2 separate regions of the Homo sapiens genome follow, and region 2 is linked to region 1. Evidence: chromatin loops called from intact Hi-C (ENCODE). Cell type or tissue: B cell. All regions are shown on one strand. Each heading gives the region's core, and the rest is flanking DNA. Links, peaks and the distances in the headings are about the cores only. Region 1 overlaps BCL2 (BCL2 apoptosis regulator). Region 2 overlaps BCL2 (BCL2 apoptosis regulator).

What was found. Peaks named below come from ENCODE experiments on the same cell type or tissue, not always from the same donor. Only the 100,000 strongest peaks of a DNase experiment are listed, where the experiment ranks them.
Region 2: it touches region 1 in a loop (2.6-fold over the local background); 11 of 110 quality-filtered maps call a loop at or near these places.

What each region holds. Positions count from the first base shown.
Region 1 is chr18:63,159,979-63,165,359 of GRCh38, reverse strand. The region is part of intron 2 of BCL2 (BCL2 apoptosis regulator); the gene reads left to right. Among named protein-coding and RNA genes, the nearest start is that of BCL2, 160 kb to the left of the region's middle. RefSeq lists enhancers at 3,130-3,179, 3,380-3,669, 3,760-3,999, 4,410-4,529. In B cell, for the core only: no CTCF peak of the experiment used is centred there; DNase peaks (open chromatin) are centred at 2,799, 3,489, 4,119 and 4,959; H3K4me3 peaks cover 2,459 bases; H3K27ac peaks cover 4,619 bases.
Region 2 is chr18:63,214,586-63,219,966 of GRCh38, reverse strand. The region is part of intron 2 of BCL2 (BCL2 apoptosis regulator); the gene reads left to right. Among named protein-coding and RNA genes, the nearest start is that of BCL2, 100 kb to the left of the region's middle. RefSeq lists an enhancer at 5,371-5,381. In B cell, for the core only: no CTCF peak of the experiment used is centred there; no DNase peak of the experiment used is centred there; H3K27ac peaks cover 782 bases.

The DNA of each region.
Region 1 (5,381 bases), core at 123-5,122:
GACAGCAGCAAACCCAGAGAGAGGGACAGAGACCAACAGAGTCACACCCAATGAGGTTCATCCAAACCAAGACACTTCCCTCCATGGTTGTCAGCCCTGAGCTCCTGTTTCCTCCCTTGGGTTGTAAATTCCTCCTGAGCAGTGGTTGTGTTTATTCATCTTGGTATCCTTAGAGCCTTGCAGGGCACCACATGGGGGCTGGCACATGGTAGGCGCCCAATAATAATTTTGAACCTGAATTGAATTAATAAAAATATTCTTCTATTTTTATTTATTTATTTATTTATTATTATACTTTAAGTTTTAGGGTACATGTGCACAATGTGCAGGTTAGTTACATATGTATACATGTGCCATGCTGGTGCGCTGCACCAACTAACTCGTCATCTAGCATTCACATTTTCTTAATCCAGTCTATCATTGTTGGACATTTGGGTTGGTTCCAAGTCTTTGCTATTGTGAAAAATATTCTTCTATTAATTGACTTGAGGATTTCACAGTCTCTCTTGAAAATCTATCTACAGGGCTACCAAGGTTTCCATTACCTTGAACGCTGACGTTCACGCCTTAAATCTAACTGTGCTTTCTTGCCATGGCTTAAGTTCATTTCTCCTCCAGTGGTTTCAAATGCATGGAATGATTTTTCAGCCATTCAGGAAGAAGGAATGCTGTGTATAAAGCCTGGATTCAATAAAGCCAGATTTTTGAAAAACAGCTCTTTAGCATCTTCTACTACAGACACTGGTCTGGGCAGGGCTTTTTATTTTATTGAATCCAGCTGAAGAGCTTGACTACATTAATAATGGGCTTCATTTCCAACCACTGCCTCCCAGTCTTTCCCCCTAAAAGCCTCATGGTACTTAAGCAACTGCTAATACAGGAATAATTGTCAGTGGCATCACTTCCTGCCGTGATTTGACCACCAGGATGAGGTTTTCTTCTTGTACCTAATCTGGAGTTCTCAGGCATACCATGTCTGGGGCTGCCAGATCATATTTAAAATTTGTAAGCAAATCTAATGGCAGCTGTGATTTGAGTTGTATTGAGTTTATGTTGAGAAAGTAGGATTTGGGAAGATTCTCTTGGGTATGTAGTAATATTTTTCTGGAGCAAGCCTACCTAAAGATTGCCCAGAGGTTCAAATCTCTTATTTCTACAGAGCATGGAAGGGTGGTACCATATCACAGGGTCCTGAGGGCGGACTGGAAGATTTTACTCCATTCATTTCAAAGAAAACTCTATTTGTTCAGCTCCCATACCACCACCATACTTCTTTCTGAAGCTTCCCTGGAAGATGACATCTCACCATCAGTTTTCTTTACACTGGACTTGACTCATGATGGATTTAGTACACATAACTGTAACATGGTATCCATACAGAAGATAAGCTCCTCTTTGCTTCAATGAAAAAGGCCATATAAAAGCACACACCTATTAACAGGAATATAGCACAGCCACTAAGAGCACAGACTCTGAAGAGTCTGATTGCCAGATTGCCAGAGTTTGAGTCTAGCTTAGCCACTATGTGACTTTGGACAACTTCCCTCCAATACTTTGATCTCCTCATGTGTGAAGTGGGGAATATAATAGTGCCTACTTTTTAAAGTCACTATGAAGTTTAAGATGAATGGATATTTGTTAAGTGCTTAGATCAGTGCTTGTACACAGTGCTATATAAATGACTATTGTTGTGTGTTTTTTTTCATTTTACTGAATATCCAATACATTATTCCTCTCCACATAACTTCCTACTAGGATAAAAAGTAAAGTTTCTCTTTCAGGCAACATGCAATCAAATTTAACAGCTGGCCAAAAGTTTAGTAAGACCTTGCTTATTACACCTTTTTGGCAATATTAAAATAATATTTGTTTCAATCTAAAGGTTGCTTCATCTGCTGTTATAGGGCTAGGCACTGTGGGGCCAATAGGAGTGAAATATGTGATACCCCTCCCAAAAGAACTTGCAATCAAACAATATTGGAAAATATAAGAAGTGATATATTAGGTAGCAAAACAAAACTGAAGAGCAGATGTGATGAACTATTGGAGAAGTTTAGGAGATGTAGACATTAGTGACAGCTTGAATGGTCAGGTGAGGAAGGTAAGGAGATTTTCAGGTGGGATGAGCTGAGCTGGAAGAATGGGTTAAGATTTGGGTGATGAAGGTAAGAGTGCTCCCAGAAGGTAAAGATACAGACAGTGGTAAGGAAGGGTGGCCAGCCATGGTGACTCACACCTGTAATCCCAGCACTTTGGGAGGCCGAGGTGGACCAATGACTTGAACCGAGGAGTTCAAGACCAACCTTGGCAACATAGCCAGACCCCATCTCTACAAAAACTAGCCAGACATAGTGGCACATGCCTATAGTCCCAGCTACTCAGGAGGTTGAGGCAAGAGGATCACTTGATCCTGGGAATTCAAGGCTGCAGTGAGCTATAATTGCGACTGCACTCCAGCCTGAGTGACAGAGCAAAAGTTTCTCAATTTAAAGGAAGGAAGGAGGGAAGGAAGGAGGGATGGAAAGAAGGAAGGAAGGAGGGAAGGAAAGAAGGAAGGAGGGCAGAGTTTGGGGGTTTGGGAGGGTGAAGGCATGGAAATGAAGGCTCTGGTGTCTTCCTTGGAGGAGCAGTGAGGATGCTGCCCTAGTGGTAGCCAAGGATTAATTGTGCCAAGAGCATAGATGGTGCTAGAAAATCAGGCGACAGTAGCTGGATTATGAAGGTCTTCACAAAGCAGGCAAATGAGTTCAGATTTGGTTTAATAGAAAATAGGAAGTGAGAAAGAGGTAAGAAACACGATCTAGAATGCTGGCCAGCTGTGTCACCCGCGTGCCTGCCTGCACCAGTAGTGTCCCCGAGCTGGGCCTGACACCATTCTTTGGTGATGGTGGAATAAAGGCAAGTTGAAGAAATAAAAACATGTTCATATATGTGAGTTCCCAAGACAAACCACAGCAGATCCCAGGAATGTGTTTCTGATTGAGCAATGAAGACGTGTTGGTGGGGTTTTGGTTGGGGTGGGTGTGGGTGTCATCTCTGTTTCATGAGGTCTAAATTTCTACTGGCTCAGAAAAAGAACTTTGAGCAGTTTTTTGTTTATATGGGTCATCATCGTCTTCAATTTTTGTGGAGTTTTCTCAGAGCTTCTTGATGGTCTGCTAATACTAAAATAAATATATTAGGCCTTTTGCCTGTCTCTTCTTTTCTGTCACTGGGTGATGGCCTTTGTTTCCTCTAATGGACACATTCCAGATTTGAGTGCGGAGCGGGCAGTCCCTGGCTGCTCATGTCTGACATCGTTCCCTCCCTGTGTAGCAAAGGGAAATCAACAGCACGTGGGAGGGGGAATCTGTGTTCTAAGAACTGCTTTGGTTTACACATCTATAGATAACACTCAACCAGCACTGCAGGTCACATGGACCGGCTGGTGAGGCTGAGGATGAGTCACTTTTAAATTACTCATAGAGAAAGAAATATGTTTCTGAAAGCCAGAGTGGTTGGCTTACACATGGAGGTAAGAGAGAAAGCAGGCAGCTTCATAAAGCACTCAGACCTCCTGTGACAGCTGACGTGGTGTGTAGTGCGTCAGGTGGGAAGACGGGGCCCTGCGTCCTCAGCAATGTATTTGGAGGTGAGGCTTTTTGTTGATGGGAACCCCTGTGCTGGGACTTGGGGGTATTTAGGATACATTTCCATCTAGCTAGACTTTCTCTTACAGTCCCACTTTGTAAATGGCCCTAGGACCCTTGATTAACTTTCAGTAACACAGTCTAGTGGTGAACACCAAGCCATCTGAGGCTGAAATATGGAGAAGTATGTCAGTCCAACAGAAGGTCAGATGGGGAGGGGCGAGGGAGCTTTCAGAAAGTCTTGGAGTACAAGGGCCTCAGCTGAGCCTCGAAGGTCTTCATTCGTTGCAAAGAAGAAGGAATTCTGTCCCAAGCGAGATGGAAAGATCATCTGAGCAAAAAGAAAGCATCAGTGACAGAGGCTGCAACTTCATTTCACTGGCTGAGTCTAAATTTTTTTCACAGGAAAAAATATACAGAAGACAAGAGAACAATCACCAAGGAAGCCCAAGGCACTGCTTACTAAATTGGTCCAAGGGGGGGATTTCACCAAATGCAAATGAACAAAGAACAATACATGTGACTCAAAATATCCGTTATGCTCTTAATACTTACGAGAGGGTGTGAGGCAGGGAGGTGACCTTTTCAAGGGTTGAAAGCTGTCAACTTTTCAACCACATTGTTTTCATTGCTGGGAGATTGAAGACAGGATCACCTCAGGGTACCATTTTGGAAAAGTGATTTAAAAAAAATTAAAAACTCCTTCCTGCATAATGTTTTGGGACATTTTGAATTGTTTTTGCCGTGAAGACATAGAATTCAGGTGTCCAGGAAATACTGCAACCTTTTATGAGAAATGAATACCCAGAAGTCTAGAGCTGCCTGGCACTCACTCTGGCAGGTCTTCCACCTCTGGTCCCTCTCCAGCAGAAGGGCTAGTGAGCAGTTTAGGACCCCTGGAGCAGGGGTACCCTTACCCCCACCCCAAAGGAAGCGATGTGGCTTTTTTCTCGCAGCCCCGCCCCCATCCCTTTGACAGGTCACTAGAACAACAGAGTGCCCAAGTGGAGACAGGGAGGAATGTGATGGTTGGAGGGACCTAAAAATAACCATTTTTCCCTCATCCTGAATGTGCTACCCTGGGCCAGACATTCCCTGAAGGGCTCCTCTGAAATCTGGGAAACAGGAAATGCTAAGAAAATCTCTAATTTGCCTGGTCATGTGAACTCCTCTCGGTGTTGAAACAGAATTTTGGAAGAGGGGACTCTGCACTGTGGTTGAGCCCTCCTAATCAGAGAACATTTGCCCCTATGAGAATATGGTGGATGTGACTATTCAGCCTCAACTTCCCTCTTTCTAAACATGTAAACTCTGATGCCTAAAGAACAAAACCAGAAAAGAAACCCACTCGGTCTTAGTTGCGTATCTGAGTGCCGACAGGGCGGCTGAGAGGGGCCCACGTGCCTGTCGCTAAAAAGCCCCTTTGGCATTTCATAACAGGACCCAATCCCGCAGACTTGTCTGTGCAGGCTCACGCACCATCTTCAAAACCTTTACTACCTGTATTTGTAGTAGATGATTAATGATTAGGCTTTCTTCCCACACATTTGGCTTTGATAATCTCCACTCAAAAATATTCAGATGCAAATAATTTAAAAACAAAGTGGCTCCAAGGGCTCTTTCTGGGAGGATGGAAATGCTGCATATCTTGATAGGGGAGTGAGTTAAAGGGATGTATGCCTTTGTCAATATTCATAAAACTGTACACATGATATATTCATTTTGTTGTATGTAAATGATACTGAGAATGAA
Region 2 (5,381 bases), core at 80-5,079, 55 kb before region 1:
GCCCCGATTTCTGGAGTTCTGAGCCTACTTTTCTTGGGTGCATTTTGAAACATACGGATTTTACCGCTAGTATATTCAGTGAGGAAGGAAGGCTTCTGAAGGATTGATGATCCCCAAACTGGATTATGTGTTCATGATAATGGTGTATTTGGTGGCCTAGCATAGTGAGGTGAGGTAGGTCTTTAAAATGGCTCATTATAAACATCATTGTTCCTGAGCTCACTTGCCCTTGCATCTCCTGCCAGAGTGCTTTGTACATAGTAGGCCCTCATCAATGCTTGTAGATTTTAAATTCGGAGGCACACTTGGAAGACAATGGTGGCTGGTAAATTAATTATCAGGGTTAGCAACTTCATTTCTGCTTACGCTTAAAAAGTGCTGCGTGAGGAGGCTGAGACAGGAGAATTGCTTGAACCAGGGAGGCAGAGGTTGCAGTGAGCTGAGATTGTGCCACTGTGTTCTACCCTGGGCGACAGAGCGAGAATCCGTCTCAAAAAAAAAAAAAAAAAAAAAAAGTTCTGCTGTGGTTGATACATGGTGTTGGAATGCAAAGAAAAATAGAGAAGATCCCTGCCCTCCAGAACTTTGTGACCTAGAGGCAACTTTAGAACCATAAGCCACTAAAATTTAGAAAGTTCAGGAGAAAGGACAATCACTTTTGACTTGGAGGAATGAGGTAGCACTTGAGCTAGGTTTGAAAAATAAGATTTTTCTCTAGGACTGAGGTGAGAGAAGGCTGTTCCACATGGTAGGAACAGCACAAACAAAAACCTGCAAGAGTAAAATTGCAAGCCATATTTGGAGAATCAGAAAAAGCCTGGTATGTTCAGAAGATAAGATTTAATGATGTTGGTTTGGGGAAGTTAGAAGTCCTTTAATGTCAAATGATGGAACTCAGGTTATGTTATATAGAAAATGGAGTCACATAAAGTGTTGGATGAGTGCAGTGATATCAACCAACTCATGCTTTAGAATGAGAACCTGGTTGCAGGGAGACCAGTTAAGAAGAGGCTTAGGTGTTCAGGAGAGATATAAAGGCAGGAGAAGAAAAAGGAGCCAGAAATGAGATTCAGAATTGGCAGTTGATTGAAGGAAGGGCCAAGGTGGAGAGAACAACCAAACACAATCCCAAGGGACAGAGTGGATGGGGATGAGTGGAGGGGGATGAGTAGATGGGGATGAGTGGAGGATGGGGATGAGTAGAGGGGGATGAGTGGAGGATGGAGATGAGTGGAGGATGGGGAGGAGTGGAGGATGGGGATGAGTGGAGAATGGGATGAGTGGAGGATGGGGATGACTGGAGGATGGGGATGAGTGGAGGATGGGATGAGTGGATGGGATGAGTGGAGGGGGATGAGTGGATGGTGGTGGAGAGACACAGAGAGGATCAGAATTTGATTGGCCAAGACTCTGGATTTCCAGGGAGGTTGTGGAGAGATAAGATGAAATAGTATGTGAAAGAACTTTGAACAATGCTTTGCATAAAGGAGATATTCAATGAACATTAAATTGAAAGAAAAAGGGAAGGAACGAAAGAAAAAAAAGAAAGGGAAGAAGGAGCTTTTCCCTTCTCTCTACCTCTCTGCTGTGCCCCAGTAGGGAGAGACATTGAGGGTTTTAGGAGATCTGGTGGGCATTTTTCCTGGGCTGTTCCTACCAATAGACTTGCTGCTGGTTTCATGTTAGTTAGGTGGCACACCAAGAGGGGACTCAGAAAGAACAGAAGATCAGAACTTGCTGGTGTCAGACAGAAAAGACATGAGCTTGAGCCACATTTGAAGAAAGAAAGAGAATTGGGTTGATGAAAAGGCCATACTGAGAATTATGGGAGTAGAAGTTGTGAAGGCAAGAAGGAAGACGGAAGAAAACACACCACCGATGCAGAGAAAGAGAAGGATGCTGACTGACCTTGGAGGCAGTTTCTGCATGTTCTGGGGCCTATCTTTCTATCCTTCCCTCTATCCCTCCCTTCCTTCCTTTTTTCCATTCTTCTATTTTTCTGAACTCAACTCTGTGACATTTTCTTGGGAATTTCACATCTTCGTAGTACAAGGAACCCATAGGACTAACCTATTGTTTGCCATTTTGCTTAAAGTGAACACTCAACGTCTAATTTTGTGTTAAACCTAGAACGTAGTAAACAAAACCTGGAATTGATTGTAAAGGGTCATGGATTGCCAGAGATCAAAAGGTTTCTAAAGATCACTTTGTCTAACCTTAGCATTTTACTTAAGGAAACTGAGGCTCAACACTGATAAAGCCATTTGCCCACAGACACGTGGCCAGTTAGTGGAAAAGCTGGGACTGAACTCAAAGGATGGTCACTCTTATTTCACAACATCATAAGGAGGAGGCCTGTCATTTGGCGGTCAGCACTTGCCAGGTTGTCAAGACAAGATTTGATGCTTTTGGGAAATGTGGGTGAACTATTGGGGATCATTGGAAGGAGAACGTTGCTTACCTTCTGACCAGCCTATCCTGAAACTCTGTTAGGAAAACCCTACTACTCTATGAAAACAAACCCAGTTTCTCCTCATTTTTTTCCTGACCATTGGGAATAACAGCAAGACAGTCCTTTTAGTGATTAGAAACCAAGTCACATTGACTTTTTCTGACAAGCCACTCCAGGATAACTCTCAATAAATTATTTTATTGGAAGTACTGGCTGGTACTTTGCCTTACAGAATGCCTTTCGGTTTCTTTGTCTTGGGCTTTGATTATTTGGTAAACATTTCAGTTTCATGATGACGTGGTGTTTAGATGGCAATGCATGAATTGCATTACTAAAATTGTTTGCCTTCAGTTATATTACATCTGCTTCAGGAATGCTAGAGAACATAAACACAGTTTATTTACTAAACTACCTCAGTTGGAGCATCTGAGAGAGAGAAAGCATAAAATCTGGTGGTTGGCATGGCGTCTCATCTCGAGTCAGAGAATCTTGAAGCTGGGAGGTTCTTTTGGAAGCCTCCTGCTGCCGCCTTCTTCAACGTGATGCCACCATCCTCCCCCTGAATGTGTCTAACAAAAGGCAGTTCTCAGAATGTGCCAACTGTTAGAAGAAGGAAAACCACAATTGAATAGAAACTTTTAAATTAATTTATCCTAACATGGATCGTAGATTTGTTATGTTGACTGCACTGCAAAACGAATCAAGCCAGAATCACATTGGAATCTTTTTTTGGTGTGCAAAATCCCAGTGTTTCTTTGAGGCAGTGCTTTCAGTGGTGCACGTCTCTCCTGTGCAGAGGAAGGCTCTTTACATCATCTTAGCACAGTGTCTTCCACTTCTGTGGTTTCTATCACTTCTATTGCCTTTTCCCTTGGTATTGTACCTTTCCTTGATATGGGTTCCAAGATGTAGCTGTACTTAAAGACTTGATGGTAAAAATAGGCCAGTCTCTAAAGCAATTACAGTTCTCTGTAATTTTTGGATCCTATCAACCAGCTTTGACATTTGGTTGAATGTGTTTTTGCAGACATCAGTGTAAACTTTACAGAGGGCCACTGAGCCTTAGCAGTTCTTCCTAAGCAAAGTTTCACTCATTCTTTTTTTTTTTTTTTTTAGAAAACATTTAAGGCCTCCTATGTTCCTTTCAGTGTTCGCTGTTTCTTCTTTATCTGGGGTCCTTACTGACTCACCTTGACGTTACTGATTCATAAATGGATTTTCATTTCTTTTGCTGGGGGTCAGCACTTTGATGATTATCCACTTCCACTTCCACTGTGTTATTTTTTACATAATATTTTTGTTCTGGTTACAAAAGCAAGATAGAATTTTTGCAGAAAAATCCGGAAAATAGAGAAAAGCAAACAGAAGAAAAAAAAATCACTCATAACCCACCACCAAAAACAAACAAACAAACAAAACCACAGCCCTATTGTTAATATGTTGATAGGCTCCTGTCTTTGCCTAGCACTTAGAACCCTCCTAGTCAGGTTCTAAATTAACTTTACAACCTCATCTCCCTGCTTGCACCTCCTCTGGGGACATACATTGCCTGGCATAAGACTTTTCATATTTCTCTCTCAATGAATTTTTTCTGATTATGTAAATAATTCATGTGGTTGTACATATTTCCAATAGTACCTATAAGGAAAATAAAGTAAAAATTATTTTTAAAAACATTTCACCTTATTAAAAAAAATCTCACCACCCTGAAATAAAAGCCATTGATATTTTGGGGACCATCTCACCACCATGTGTTTATGTCACCTCCACACACATGATTTCCCATAAATGAGATAGGAGCACCCATGCGGTTCTTATCATGGACACTTGCTTTCATTTTTCACTTATTTACTTTTTTCCTCTCATTCCCTTCCCTCCTTCCACTCTAATTCCTCTCTTCTAGATTGCCAGTGGCATCAGCCTTGTCTGTGTCCTTCCATACTTTATGCTTCTACAATCTTACCAAATGTTTTGTAGTCACAAATATATGTTGTGATTGTTTTTTATACAAATCAGATCATATCATATGTCCCTTTATGCATCTTTCTTTTTCTCATTTAACAGTGATAGATTGCTGAAATCCCTCTTTTGTTTTTTCATGACTGCGTACTATTCCTTGATTGACTGTAGCATGAATTATTGAATGTAGCTATGACAAATAATACTGTAATAAACATTTCTGTGCTTACAGGACGTGAGATGACTTGATTAAGAAAAGAATAGATTTTTAGATTGGAATAGACATTTCCAGATTGCTTTCTAAATGGCATGGTGATTCGTATTTCTACCAGCAAGTCTTTCTGTATCTTGCCAAGGGACGATGCCTCTAAATTGCAAGAAAGGGTGGGATGCCTTGTCCATTTGAAATCCAAAACATCAAGACAAATATGGGGCAATAATATGACCATCACAATAATATATATAAAAGAGAATTCATTAAGGGATGATTATCGCTTTCTAGAGTTGGGTTCTGGGGAAGTATTATTTATAGAAATGAGCCTTAGGAGGCCAGGCACACTGGCTCACGTCTGTAATCCCAGCATTTTGGGAGGCAGAGGCAGGTGGGTCACTTGAGGTCAGGAGTTTGAGACCAGCCTGGCCAACATGGTGAAACCCCATTTACTAAAAATACAAAAATTAGCTGGGCATGGTGGCACATGCCTGTAGTCCCAGCTACTTGGGGGGCTGAGGCATGAGAAACACTTGAAACCAGGAGGCGGAGGTTGCAGTGAGCCAAGATCGTGCCACTCCACTCCAGCCTGGGTGACAGAGTGAGCGTATGTCTCAAAAATAGATAAATAAATAAATAAATAAATAAAAAAGAAAAGAAATGAGCCTTAGGGCCCGAAATGTAATTTTATTTTTAGCATGATTTTTTTTTTTATTACCCGACAGTTTTTGATTAGTGTGGCAGCTAGAAATTTCCCTC